Regions from separate parts of the Homo sapiens genome. Here region 2 is linked to region 1. A link is a contact called in ENCODE Hi-C or POLR2A ChIA-PET data. All regions are on one chromosome and are shown on one strand. The core of a region is the stretch at or near the end of the contact, and the rest is flanking DNA. Distances in the headings are between cores, read along the strand shown.

Evidence for each region. A loop is a pair of places that touch in the nucleus more often than their neighbours do. ChIA-PET counts read pairs that join two places held with the same protein, here RNA polymerase II (POLR2A). Pooled maps may share reads with other maps.
Region 2: a pooled map shows a loop between it and region 1 (2.1-fold over the local background). The contact joins the enhancer-like site here to the promoter of ELP6 in region 1. A Hi-C loop is called at or near these places in 2 of 168 maps with a recorded cell type or tissue (CD14-positive monocyte and GM12878), 5 of 37 single-sample maps with no recorded cell type and 5 of 50 pooled maps. POLR2A ChIA-PET finds 5 or more read pairs at or near these places in 2 of 52 experiments (B cell and OCI-LY7).

Annotation. Positions count from the first base shown.
Region 1 is chr3:47,508,753-47,515,219 of GRCh38, forward strand. ELP6 (elongator acetyltransferase complex subunit 6) reads right to left here and starts at 4,960. Exons shown (of 7, transcript NM_001031703.3): 1 at 4,785-4,960; 2 at 2,396-2,474; 3 at 1,432-1,502. The coding sequence starts at 4,838. RefSeq lists enhancers at 4,375-4,484, 4,815-4,924.
Region 2 is chr3:47,972,261-47,979,057 of GRCh38, forward strand. MAP4 (microtubule associated protein 4) reads right to left here. Exons shown (of 21, transcript NM_001385682.1): 3 at 5,605-5,673. Among named protein-coding and RNA genes, the nearest start is that of MAP4, 41 kb to the right of the region's middle. Within about 2 kb of position 4,076, at least 3 of the 41 ENCODE cell types and tissues checked have a DNase peak (open chromatin) inside an H3K27ac peak, as active enhancers do; they include B cell, GM12878 and OCI-LY7, where a contact is called at or near this core.

The DNA of each region.
Region 1 (6,467 bases), core at 3,710-6,209:
ATTTTTTTTTTCCTTTTTTTTTTTTTTTTTGAGATGGAGTCTTGCTCTGTCTCCCAGGCTGGAGTGCAGTGGCGTGATCTCAGCTCACTGCAAGCTCCGCCTCCTGGGTTCACTCAATTCTCCTGCCTCAGTCTCCCAAGTACCTGGGACTACAGGCGCCTGCCACCATGCCCAGCTAATTTTTCGTATGTTTAGTAGAGACAGGGTTTCACCGTGTTAGCCAGGATGGTCTCCATCTCCTGACCTCGTGATCTGCCCACCTCAGCCTCTCAAAGTGCTGGGATTACAGGTGTGAGCCACCGTGCCCAGCCTTTTTTTTCCTTTTTTTATTGAAACGCTGTGTCACTCTATAGGAGCATGCCAACCACCTGGCTAATTTTTGTATTTTTAGTAGAGATGGGGTTTTGCTATGCTGGCCAGGCTGGTCTCCAACTCCTGACCTCAGGTGATCTGCCCACCTCGGCCTCCCAAAGTGCTGGGATTACAGGCATGAGCCACCACGCCTGGCCCAAGACTGGCATTTTAAAGATCACTGCTGAAGAGTAGCCCAGTTCTCTCCCTCTCTAAGCCTGGCCTGTCCAAATACAAACCAAAAAACAGCCCTTCAGCTTCCATTCACAGGCAGTGAAGTCCACCTAGTAACAGGTAATGTCCCAGGCTAGGTCAAGAAGTTCATCGGCCTTTTGGCCATCTTATTCTTGCCTGCCTGTGTCTGATGTGGTGAGGGGCAGGAAACGAAAGTCCCTCTCCCCACACTGGGGTCTGAAGCCCTAGACTTAGGGAAAGACAGTGGGAGGCATCCAACTTAGCAGCAGACCAAAGTGTGATCTCCAACCAAGGAGGACGAAAATCAAAACTCATACGGAGAAGGAGAAAACCTTAACTGGTCCAGAATGAGTAGAGAAAGGTTTGATTAATTAACATCTACAAACAGCAGGTCTGGTTCTACGAAGTCTCGAATAAGACATGCTGAGATGCTACCTTAGCCCTTCGAGTAAGGGGTTCAGGATCCCAAGATTTCTTTTTTTTTTTTTTTGAGACAGAGTCTTGTTCTGTCGCCAAGCTGGAGTGCGATCTCAGCTCACTGCAACCTCTGGCTCCCGGGTTCAAGCGATTTTCCTGCCTCAGCCTCCTAAATAGCTGGGACTATGGGTATGCACCACCACGCCCAGCTAATTTTTGTATTTTTAGTAGAGATGGGGTTTCACCATGTTGGCCAGAATGGTCTCCAGCTCTTGACCTCGTGATCTGCCCATCTTGGCCTCCCAAAGTGCTGGGATTACAGGCGTGAGCCACCACGCCCGGCCCAATATTTCTTTAGTCCCTCTTTTGCTAAGTTCTGTACAATGCAAACAGGAAAGCCAAGCTTTAGACCATGTGTGACACACACACTCACTCAGGGACCTCATCATGGAGCTCCAAAATATTTACCAGCTTCTGTCCCACGATACTGTAGTGGCTGAAGGACTGGATGAGTGCCACAAAGCAGACTTTACAATTAGCTAGAAAACAAAACAATTATTTTAAATAAATCCTCTGGTTACAACCAGACTCACTGATTTCATACCTCTGGAAAAAAAAGCACTGAGGCAAATCTAGAGACCCAGAGGCTTTGCAACCTGACATACGCAATTTGATTCTAAGATGTACTTTTTTTCTTATTTAACAGTTATATCTTATTTTACTGGTTCTAAGATATACTTCTGTTAGATGTAGTACTAGGTACTTATTATTATCATTTGAGATGGTCTCGCTCTGTTGTCCAGGCTAGAGTGGCACAATCATGGCTCACTGCAGCCTAAACCTCTCTGGCCTCAAGTGATCTGACCACCTCAGCCTCCCGAGTAGCTGGAACTATAGGCATGCCCAGCTAATTTTTGCATTTTTTGTAGAAACAGGGTCTCCCTATATTGCCCAGGCTGGTCTCGAATCCCTGGCCGCAGCTCATCCTCCCACCTGGGCCTCCCGAATGCTGGGATTATAGATAATGAGCCATTACGCCCAGCCATGCAGCAGCCATGTTCTTTAGGAAGCATCTACTGCCAGGACAAAGTGTCAATGGGGTCGAGTGCCCAGAGACCTCGAGATACACAAAGACCAAGGAGCAACAAAATCAGGAGGCCACATAGGACCTCAGTGAGGCAATGTCCACACAGTGGGTGGAGAAGGGGAAGGTAGGACACAGAAACAGTGAGCACATGCCACTCTTTGGCAGGGCTGGGGAAGGAACGAGATGGCCTAGTAACCTGTTATCCTAATAAAATAGCCCCCCTAGGTATCCCAACACCAAGGCTTGGCTTGTAAATGCTGTTATTGCTTCCTTAAATAGTTTTGGTTTTTATTATTTCTGCACCCATCTTGGGTTTCTTTTCTACAGCATCAATGAGTCCCATACCTTTGAGATAGAAGGAGAGAAAGTGGTGTACAAGGAAACTCCCATCTGTCTTGGCATCACAGAGTAGAGTCAGTTTCCCCTAAAAGTTACAAGGAACACAAAAAGGTTAGACTCCCTGGAAAGAGGTCAGCTTAGTGCAGAAATCTAGTCAATTGTGTCCACACCTTAATTTCTCCACCTGAAGAGTTTATTTTTTTAATGACATACATGCTAAGGTACCCTGAAATGATGAAAATAAGTCAAAATTATGGAAAATCCATGACTAAAGTTATCACTTATTGTTACTCATGATAGGCAAGCATATCTCAGCCTCCACCTCCTCAAAGCAAACAGAGAATAAACTTATTTCTCTTCCTCACTTCTCATGTTAGTCACTCAGGAACCAGTCTTAGGAAGAATTGGATCCTGAACAAAGGATGCTTTTACCATCAGACTCCAGTGAAAATCAGATTGCTAGGACTGGAAGAGGCCTTCAAAAGGCCTCCCTGCCAACTACTTTATATTCTGATGCCAATTCTATTCTGTAGGGTGAGGGAGAAGGGAGGAAGAAGCAGTTGCTGATACAGATGTCTGATAACAAAGTTCACCCAATGGCCCTGCTTCAGAGGCCTGATCATGGAGAGCTCTAGAAAGACCTCTAAGGGTGGTCTCTGCAGAGCCTGACTGTCCTGCTCCATTCACCTCTATTTCTGTCAGTGACAGGGAAGGTCAGGATCAAGTGATATCATGCATGCCACCTCCTTGCCGTGTGACCTTCCACAAATGCCTTAACTTCTCTGGGCTTCAGGTTTTTTCACTTACAAAATGTGAAAGATCACATCGTCAGACCTTCAGTGTTACCCCTAGTGCTGTCATTTCCTGGTGCCCACTTGATTACTCCATTCTTTCACCTGGCCCTAGGCTGACTTTGGAAGTGCCAGTGGTAACTGGCAAGGTAATCAGAGTCATCTGGACAAGAACTGCCTGGCAACTAAAATCCACAAGGATCTACTGAAAGCTACAATTTGGCGCTATGGGGTCATAAAAAGGCTTTAGACACTTAGTATCCTGGTTGCCTGGAGGAGTTTACCATTTCATTAGGAAGACAAAGATTATGAATAAACCAGGCTGGGCGTGGTGGCTCACGCCTGTAATCCCAGCACTTTGGGAGGCAGAGGCGGGCGGATCACCTGAGGTCAGGAGTTCCAGACCAGCCTGGCCAACATGGTGAAACCCCGTCTCTAACAAAAAATACAAAAAAAAATCAGCCAAGTAATTAGCCCGGTGTGGTAGCGCACGCCTGCAATCCCAGCTACTTGGGAGGCTGAATAAGGAGAATCACTTGAACCCGGGAGGTGAGGTTGCAGGGAGCCGAGATCGCGCCAGTGCACTCCAGCCCAGGCGAGGGAGCGAGACTCCATCAAAAATAAATAAATAAATAAATAAGCCAAAAGATACACTCCTGAAAGAGGTTACTCCTACGTTAAAATGTGAAAGGTTTCAAGGTACCCCGGAGTGTGAGGAGGGTGGAGAGAACAGGCCAGCCTGGGGTGCCCAAGACGGACTTGGTCCAAGCCAATTTGGCTCTGTCCTGCTTCTAACAGTTCTATTAGAGATCACAAGGAGGAAGAGTAAGAAGAACAGCAGCGTTCAATACAATGTGCCAATTGCTCCGGGGCGAGGTGGCGGTTAGGAAGCTCGCCCATGAAGACGGCGGCGAAACGAACTCCCCTCTCCTCTCGGGCCTATTCTGCAGTCTCCTCTGAGCGCCTGGGACCCCCCACCCCAGTGAACATGCACAGCGCGCCACAGTTCACGTCCGCGAATATAACCCAACCCCACTGTCGGCCATGCTTCCCAGGTACTTTTTTTTTTTTTTTTTGAGGTGGAGTCCCGCTCTGTCGCCCAGGCTGGAGTGCGGTGGCGAGATCTCGGGTCACTGCAACCTCCGCCTCCCGGGTTCAAGCAATTCTCCTGTCTCAGCCTCCCGAGTAGCTGAGATTACAGGCATGAGCCACCACGCCCGGCTAATTTTTGTATTTTTCGTAGAGACGGGGGTTTCACCATCTTGGCCAGACTTGTCTCGAACTCTTGACCTTAGATGATGCACCCGCCTCGGCCTCCCAAACTGCTGGGATTACAGGGGTGAGCCACCGCGCCCGGCCGCTTCCCAGGGACTTTTAAGGACACGCACAGCCGTTGAGAATATGCGAGATGGCCCAGAAGCCCACTTTCGGCGGGCCCAAGCCTCCAGTCCAATCCCCGGGTCGATCCTCTGCGGACTACAACTCCCAGGTACCCCGTGCCGGGTCGTCGCGCCATTCCCCGGGGTCGTGCGCACCGCCTCCCGGATGCAGTATTCCGCTGCCCTGCCAGGTCCCGCCCCCTTCCGGCCAGCGGGACCTCTTACCTGCTCCGCCCTGTCGGGGGTGGTGTTAAGCAGGTTATTAAGTTCCACGAACATTCCGAGCTCCTGGGACTAGCGCTCTGGAGGAGAACCCGGAGTGCTGCAGAGACGACGGAGGCTGGAGAGCAAAACACACCCGACAGCCCGGCTCGCGCAAGGAAGCGCGCATGCGCAATGCCACTTTTGCGAGCCAGCCACAGCCAATGAGGCGGGTGCCTCGATGGGACCGCTGCGCACGCGCGTAGACGTCCGTCGAGTCCCAGGTGGTAGGAAACGATGGGCTTCTCTGTGCGACTGCCAGCGGCCTCTGGCGGCTCATTCCGCGCAGATCTGCGTGGCGCCCGAGCCCTCCCAGTGGGCCCCCAAGGCTCCACGCGACCGAGTATTCTTCTTCCCTTGGCCTCGCTCTCTGCCCAGCCCCGGGCTCCTTTTCTCCACACGTGGCTGTCAAGCGCCTTCTGTATGCCCCACACTCCTGGGAGCTTGGGCTACATCGATGAACAAAAACAAAGGACAGGGAATTTATTATTATTATTATTATTATTATTATTATTATTATTATTTAATTGAGACGGAGTCTTGCCCTGTCGCCCAGGCTGGAGTGCAGTGGCGCGATCTCGGCTCACTACAGTCTCCGCCTCCTGGGTTCACGCCATTCTCCTGCCTCAGCCTCCCGAGTGTAGCTGGGACTACAGGCGCCCGCCACCACGCCCGGCTAATTTTTTGTATTTTTAGTAGAGACGGGGTTTCACCGTGTTAGCCAGGATGGTCTTGATCTCCCGACCTCGTGATCCGCCGGCCTCGGCCTCCCAAAGTGCTGGGATTACAGGCATGAGCCACCACGCCCGGCCGACACGGAATTATATCTTGAAAAGTTGTGTGGAGAAAAGCAAAGTGGGATTAGAGAGTACCAATGGGGGCAGGGGTAGGTTCCAGAATTAAAGAGGTTGTCAGGGTGGGTCTCACTAAGAAAGTGTGGTTGCGGCTGGGCGCGGTGGCTCACACCTGTAATGCCAGCACTTTGGGAGGCCTAGACGGAGGGATCACGAGGTCAGGAGTTCGAGACTAGCCTGGCCAATATAGTGAAACCCCCTTCTCTATTAAAAATACAAAAAATTAGCCTGGCGTGGTGGGGGGCGCCTGTCATCCCAGCCACTCGGGAGGCTGAGCCAGTAGAATCGCTTGAACCTGGGAGGCAGAGGTTGCAGTAAGCCGAGATCACGCCATTGCTCTCTAGCCTGGGCAGCAGTGTGAGACTTCGTTAAAAAACAGTGTGGTTGCAACACGCCCTGTATGCCTGTCCTCAGAGCCTTTATACTAACTCTTCCCTCTTCCTGGAATGCCCCTTTTCCCAGATATTAAGCTGATTTTAAAATTCCCCACTTCCTTCAGGTCTCTGCTCCGATGTCACTTTATTCGTGAGGCCTTCCCTGAGCACCTTACTTAAATCACAAACTGTCCCTTTCCCAACACTTCTTTTTCCTTGCTTTTATTTTTTTCCATAACATTTATATCTATTATACCGTATATAGTTTTGTTCTAGCCCAATCAGCCTCAGATCAGTGGACAAACCTGTAATTCCACCAAAGTCAAGTTTATTGACAGTCACTAAAATAATTGTTATATGATTTGGGAAAGAGTCGAATTCAGGTGAAATTTAAGTGAACCGGTGTTTGATATGCTCAA
Region 2 (6,797 bases), core at 2,826-5,325, 460 kb after region 1:
TACTGCATACTGGGTTATCAAATAACAAAGTTATCAAATTAAATGTTACTGAATGTAGTAAATTTTATCTGATAATTCAGGAGGCACTTTAGGAAGACTTTGAATGTGAATTTTAACTGCACTAAACTAAATGTAGTGTTAGAAATTAATAAATGTAGTATTAGAAAGCATCTAACAACAATTGATATACCATGGAAACCTCCTTTTGGAATAACTTCTTCACACCTTTCTGTCAAGTGACTTTCTCACCAAATGACATTAAATATCAGTAGTCATTTGAACTTCTTAACTTTTATAATTCTGGATAAAAGAGAGTTTACAATAACTATCAAAAATCATAAGTGGGCTGGGCGCGGTGGCTCACGCCTGTAATCCCAGCACTTTGGGAGGCTAAGGTGGCCGGATCATGAGGTCAGGAGATCGAGACCATCCTGGCTAACATGGTGAAACCCCGCCTCTACTAAAAATACAAAAAATTAGCTGGGCGTGGTGGCGGGCGCCTGTAGTCCCAGCTACTCAGGAGGCTGAGGCAGGAGAATGGCGTGAACCCGGGAAGCGGAGCTTGCAATGAGCCGAGATCATGCCACTGCACTCCAGCCTGGGCGACAGAGCGAGACTCCGTCTCAAAAAAAAAAAAGAAAAAAGAAAAAAAAATTCATAAGTGAAAATGCTTGACAAAAACTTAAAAGTCCATACAATTAATCCGGGTGGGATTAGAAGCTATATTAGACCTAGAACTTGGGCCTCAAGTCTTTACCCAACTTGTGTTTTAGTAACATTATATTTCAACAATTATGACCCCAACCAAATCCAGTCCATAAGGTGTTAATGTAAGATGTTTATTAGTGGAATTTATTTAGTACAGTAATCACATTAGAAGTCCCAATATACAAACTGTTGAAGTCCAAAGTCACAAAAAATACAAACTTAGGTATACGAATGAAATTATAAAAACATTATTTAAAAACAAAGTTCTACATCTTCAACATTGGGCCAAAAAAGGAAAAAAAAAGAGAGAGAGAAAGAGAAAGAAGGCATATGAAAATCATCACATTTCAACAAAGCAGCCCTGACCAGTCTGGCTGCCTCACCATTGAGATACTGGACCACTTGGGTGTGACCACTATGGCAATACAGCATTTCATTATGGGACTGGCTACTTTGTATAAAACTATATGTGAAACATAAAATTTCTTTCTTTCAAAATGAAACGTCCAAGTGAAACAGATAGAGCTAACATATACCAAATTTTAGCTGGCTGTTAGTAGAAAATTTCAACAATTCTGTAAGTTCAAAAAGGAAACATATTTGAAAAAAACAAATTTCAAACAAAAATAAGCATAACCAAATGGAAATAAAAGAATAAATAAATGTCAATCATGAAGTGTGAGTGTACACAACGGAAAGTCATACCCAGGCTTCTCCACCCATAACTTAGACAGCTACAGGGACTGGTTACGAGCAATAGAAAGATGTCAAACATGATTTTTAAAAATAACTACTACCAGTTTTGAAAAGATCCCTGGCGAAAGAAACCCCAAAATCAACTTAATAAATAACTGTACACCAAAGGGAAAGGGTTGTGTTTTCTTTGATGGTGTATTCTCTATGGCAAGAGAGTTTTAATATTTTATCAACTGCTAAGAAGATAAGCATAACCTCTTTCCTTTAAAACATATCACCCTCAAGTGTCTTCTGTCCAGAATCCATAGAAGAAATTTTTGTCAGAGAATCCAGCCCTTGTGACCAGACCCCTGTAGAAGAGGGAATGCTTCCTAAATTCCGGAAGTCGCTGCAAGGATTCAGTTTAAACTTTCATGATATTCTAATCTTACCATCTCAAAAGTAGTTCTGTATCAGGGGATCTAAAACAATGTATATCTGGCCAGGCACAGTGTCTCACACCTGTAATCCCAGCACTTTGGGTGGCCAAGGCGGGTGGATCACTTGAGATCAGGAGTTCGAGACCAGCCTGGCCAACAAAGTAAAACCCCGTCTCTACTAAAAATACAAAAATTAGCTGGTGTGGTGGCGCACACCTATAATCCCAGCTACTTGGGAGGCTGAGGCAGGAGAACCACTTGAACCTGGGAGGCAGAGGGTGCAGTAAGCCAAGATCGCGCCACCGCACTCCAGCCTAGGCAAGAGTGAGACCCTGTCTCAAAAACAAAAAACAATGTATATCTCAAAATCTTTCTCAGAACATGGTGCCAATTATTTCTTTTAAGCTGAAATAATCTGTACCTTGGGGGTTATAAGAAGCTGCATAATCAGTAAAAGGATAGAAAACTTTAAAGTATTTCAGATTTTAAACCAGAATTCCTCTAAGATTTCAAAACATGGTCCATGTTTTATGTTATATTTCTATAAATACAATCAAAGCATACCATTGTACAGTACTAATCTCAACTGGTTCTAGATTTAAGCAATTAGTTTGAAAAAATTAGGAATGGGAATAAGAAAGTCCTGTTGAAACAATCTTAGATTGTTAAGAGTCCGTCTCCAAAAAAAAAAAAATTTGGCCCAACTTGCAAATAATAAAGGATTATTTAATTTGGAAAAATATTCTAGGATTACTCAGAACTACTCAATTTAAAAACTTAAAATATCTATCATTATTTAGATTTTAGTAAGGTGGAGAGAAACATAGGTAGCCTGTAAGATTAACCTTCCCTAAAAGCAAGCTCAGAGAAGGAAGGAGGAGGGAGAAGAAAAGGAAATTCGCTGCAGTACTGGTGGCCTCAACCCCTTTATGAAAACACATGTTCTCATTTGGTGTTACACTATTCTGATTCATGTTGAACATTTGAAAACCAAAGGAAAAAGGTCAACTAAAAATATTTAAAGGAAAAAAATGTGAGAATGAATCAAATGATAAAATCATAAAGAAAACAAGAAATAAAAGACATTAGATAACCTTTGTAAAAATTACTAAAATTAAAAAGAATTCATTTTGCACTTTGTGTTCACAAAGGGAAATGAGGCTCCATCAAACCCTGCAGAGCACAAGAGGAAGCAGGTTGTTTGCTCAGGCATCAGCAGAAATAGGCCCCGAAGAACTACCCTCAGTTTCTTCTACATCATGTCCAGGAATGAAAAGCAAAGCTCTGCAAAATGCTGAAGGTTTTAGAAGTATAACGATGCTTAGGAAAGATCACTGGTCTGGTGTTGCAGCAGCCCCAGTGTTGAGAGACACGCTAGGCTTCTAGGAGGAGAAAAATAGAGAGGGAGGAAGAAGTAGGAAGGGGAAGAAAAGGGTGGAAAAGCACAGGTCATTAGTAAACAGCAAGTTCAATATCACAAGATGCTCATAAACCAAAGCTATTAATGAAGCTGGTTTGCTCTCGGGACTATAGATAACATTCTGAAGGAAACAGAAATGGGAATTTTCAAAATGGCATTGAGTTAGATGCTCCAGGTAGTGATGGCCAAATTAGAATGAAGTCACCACATGCTCCAAAAACATGCACTGCCATCCCCTCCCTCCACCTTCCCTCCCCAAATAAAACATGCATATTTTCAGTAAAGTATCTTTTTTTTTTTTTTTGAGACGGAGTCTTGCTCTGTTGACCAGGCTGGAGTGCAGTGGTGCGATCTCGGCTCACTGAAACCTCCGCCTCCTGGGTTCAAGCGATTCTTCTGCCTCAGCCTCCCAAGTAGCTGGGACTACAGGCACGTGCCACCACGTCCAGCTAATTTTTGTATTTTTAGCAGAGATGGGGTTTCACCATATTGGCTAGGCTGGTCTCAAACTCCCAACCTCAGGTGATCCGCCCGCCTCGGTCTCCCAAAGTGCTGGGATTACAGGCGTGAGCCACCGCGCCCGGCCTAGTATCTATTTTAATACAGTTAAGTGGTTCAATTCAAAACTCAATCCAGGTGTGCAAACTATATGCTACCTAAGGGCAGAGAGGTATCCAAGAACAGAACGACCTACTCTCATAATGCCACTGGGTAGTTCATAAAGAGCCAGGTTCTTTTTTGTCACAAGGGAATCCTGAAACAGTGAGGGCCAGGATACAGTTTTTACCCTTCTATTCTGTACTACTAAGGCCTGGCAGCGGTAAGCACCTGCTACACAGAGTTTGAGTCTCTTCTGGTCAGGCATGACTTCCTACTGGAGAAGAAATCTACTCGTTTTTGTAGTTGTTTCCTTCCTGGATGAAAATGGCATCCACTCTTTCAACTGCCTAATCAAGTCAATCCCCTCCAGCCTTTCCTTACCCTGGTTAACTGGTTCCTGCTTAAAGAAAGCTGAATTTACTCATTTTTTAAAAGTTCATGTTCAAACTTCTCCTTTAATCACAGGGATATTTGCATAAATGTTTTCTTAAAAACCACATCACATAGATGACTGCTTTCAAAGCAGACACAGAAAGTCAATACTACATTTGACTGAGATTATCAAAGAAATACAAAAACATCAATTCACAAAACTGGAAGATAAAGTGGCATTTCTGGTTGTTTCTAGCTTCTAAAGTAAAGAGTTCCTAATTTATTAAGTTGCTAATAAGGATGTATATGTCACTTGGTAAACATTCACAACAAAAAGAACTTGGTCATCAAAAAATCTGATGTATAAAGATATATACAACTTTCCTATGGTCATAGAATAAAGAATAAATCCTAGAATAGCTGCTATTGCTAACAGAAGGCTTTCTGGAAGCCTTAGAAAAAGAGAAATACTGTGGTGCCTCACAGAAGGGCTTCTCATAGCTGAGGTATGCATATAAGAGAAATACAGAAATATGACAAATCTAGTAACTACCTCCACTGCAATAATATGAATCAAATGTATGGCCCAGTTAAGAGCACACTTGCAGGAAACAATGGGATTGATCATTAGAAGTCAACTCATTTGGGTTAGCAGTGTTGGCCTGATCACAACTGCAAAGTAAATGCAGGTATTTATGAAAATAAAACACGCAACTCTCACATCAGCTACTTAAGAAAATATTTATATAGTATATCCCTGGGACTCCTGCTACTGCTTTGAGAATTTTGCTCACTACAAAGACATTGGGGCAGGGGGTTGGTGCTGGTTATGAGACAGGAACCCACAGAAACTCAATGCTAACTGAAAGAATATCAAAACCCTAGTAAAGAGCTAAGAGTTTAATTAGAAGTAAATTTCAAAAGCAACAGTTAAGGGAAAGATAAAGGAAACACACTGGGGGCAAAATAAATAACTCCTAATTTGTTGTTCACTGGCTTCCTAACATTGAACTGTAGAAAGCTAAACGCAATGTGATTCAGGGAACAGACCTGCTGTTTTAAGAGTTGTAGTGGCCAAATTCCTCCCATGTAACATATTTTGGTGATCATTATTCTGCATCTACAAAAGTATTTTAAGGTTGATCCAGTTCTTGTGTGGTACAGCTCCAATAAATATTCAAAAAATATCAAAGCAAACTCATTATTCTCCTTCCATTGTTGGAGATTTTACATGGCAATGTCCTGGGTTTAAATACCTCCAACAAGAACACTACCACCCTCAGAAATAATTCATATGCTTCCATTAATAATGCTCTTCAAAGGAGATTATCAAGGTGTTCATTGTAAGTGCATCACCTACACATTTGGGGAATCCTGGGAATCACTTACCTGTAGTATCGCTCCCTTCTACTCCATGACCACCATTGGCTAGGAGTGTTGGTTTAGAAGATGGAGTATCTGCAACAATGACAAATAATTACCCATTGTGACAGACAGAAAAATGAAAAACAGATCCAACCACTGTCTTATTAATGGAGTTTTTCTCACTCTTTGTAGCATTAGGTTAAAGCAATTAAAAACTGTTCAAAATTTAAACATTTAACAAAAGGAAACCCAGAAACAGAACTGAACAGAATCATTAATTCCTAGGGCACCCAAGCTCTGTAAAGTACCAGTTCCATAGGAGAGCCCCTCATAATAGCAAGTCTAAATCTTTTTCATTCTGTAAATTATCAAAGATTACCATTAAATTCAGTAAAACCATCATGGAGCAACACAGGTTTGGTATCAGCAATTCAAATCCAAATCAAACGCTCCAAGAACACGAGGGCATTTGTTTTATTATTATTATTATTTTTGAGATGGGGTTTTGCTCTTGTCACCCAGACTGGAGTGCCATGGTGCAACCTCGGCTCACTGCAACCTCCGCCTTCTGGGTTCGAGTGATTCTCCTGCCTCAGCCTCCCGAGTAGTTGGGATTGCAGGCACCCGCCCCCATGACCAGCTAATTTTTGTATTTTTAGTAGAAATGGGATTTCACCATGTTGGCCAGGCGGGCTCAAACTCCTGACCTCAGGTGATTCACCGCCTTGGCCTCCCAAAGTGCTGAGATTACAGATGTGAGCCACCATGCCCAGCGGAGGCCATTTATTAATTACTTATTAATTCCCACACAGGAAATCCAGGGTACCATCATTGCTTCTGGATGAAGATTGCATGGAGGTAACCAGCTGTATTTCTGGAAGCAGAGGACTCCTTTTTTTTTTTCCCTCTTTTTTTTTTTTTTAAGGAAATTAGTTGTATCTTATTCCCTAATGACTAAGGATGTTGAGCATCTTTTCATGTGTTTCTCTGCCATCCCTTTGTCTTCTTTGGTGACTTGAATGGTCAAATTTTTTGACTATTTTAAAACTGAACTGTTTATTTTCTTATTATTGAGTTTTGAAAATTCTTTATGTATTCCAAATATCACTCCTTTATCAGATAAATTTTGTAAAAATTTCTTCCCTGTTTCTAACTTATACTGTATTTTCATTTACTTAACTGTGCCTTTCAAATAGTTTTTAATTTTTATGAAGTAG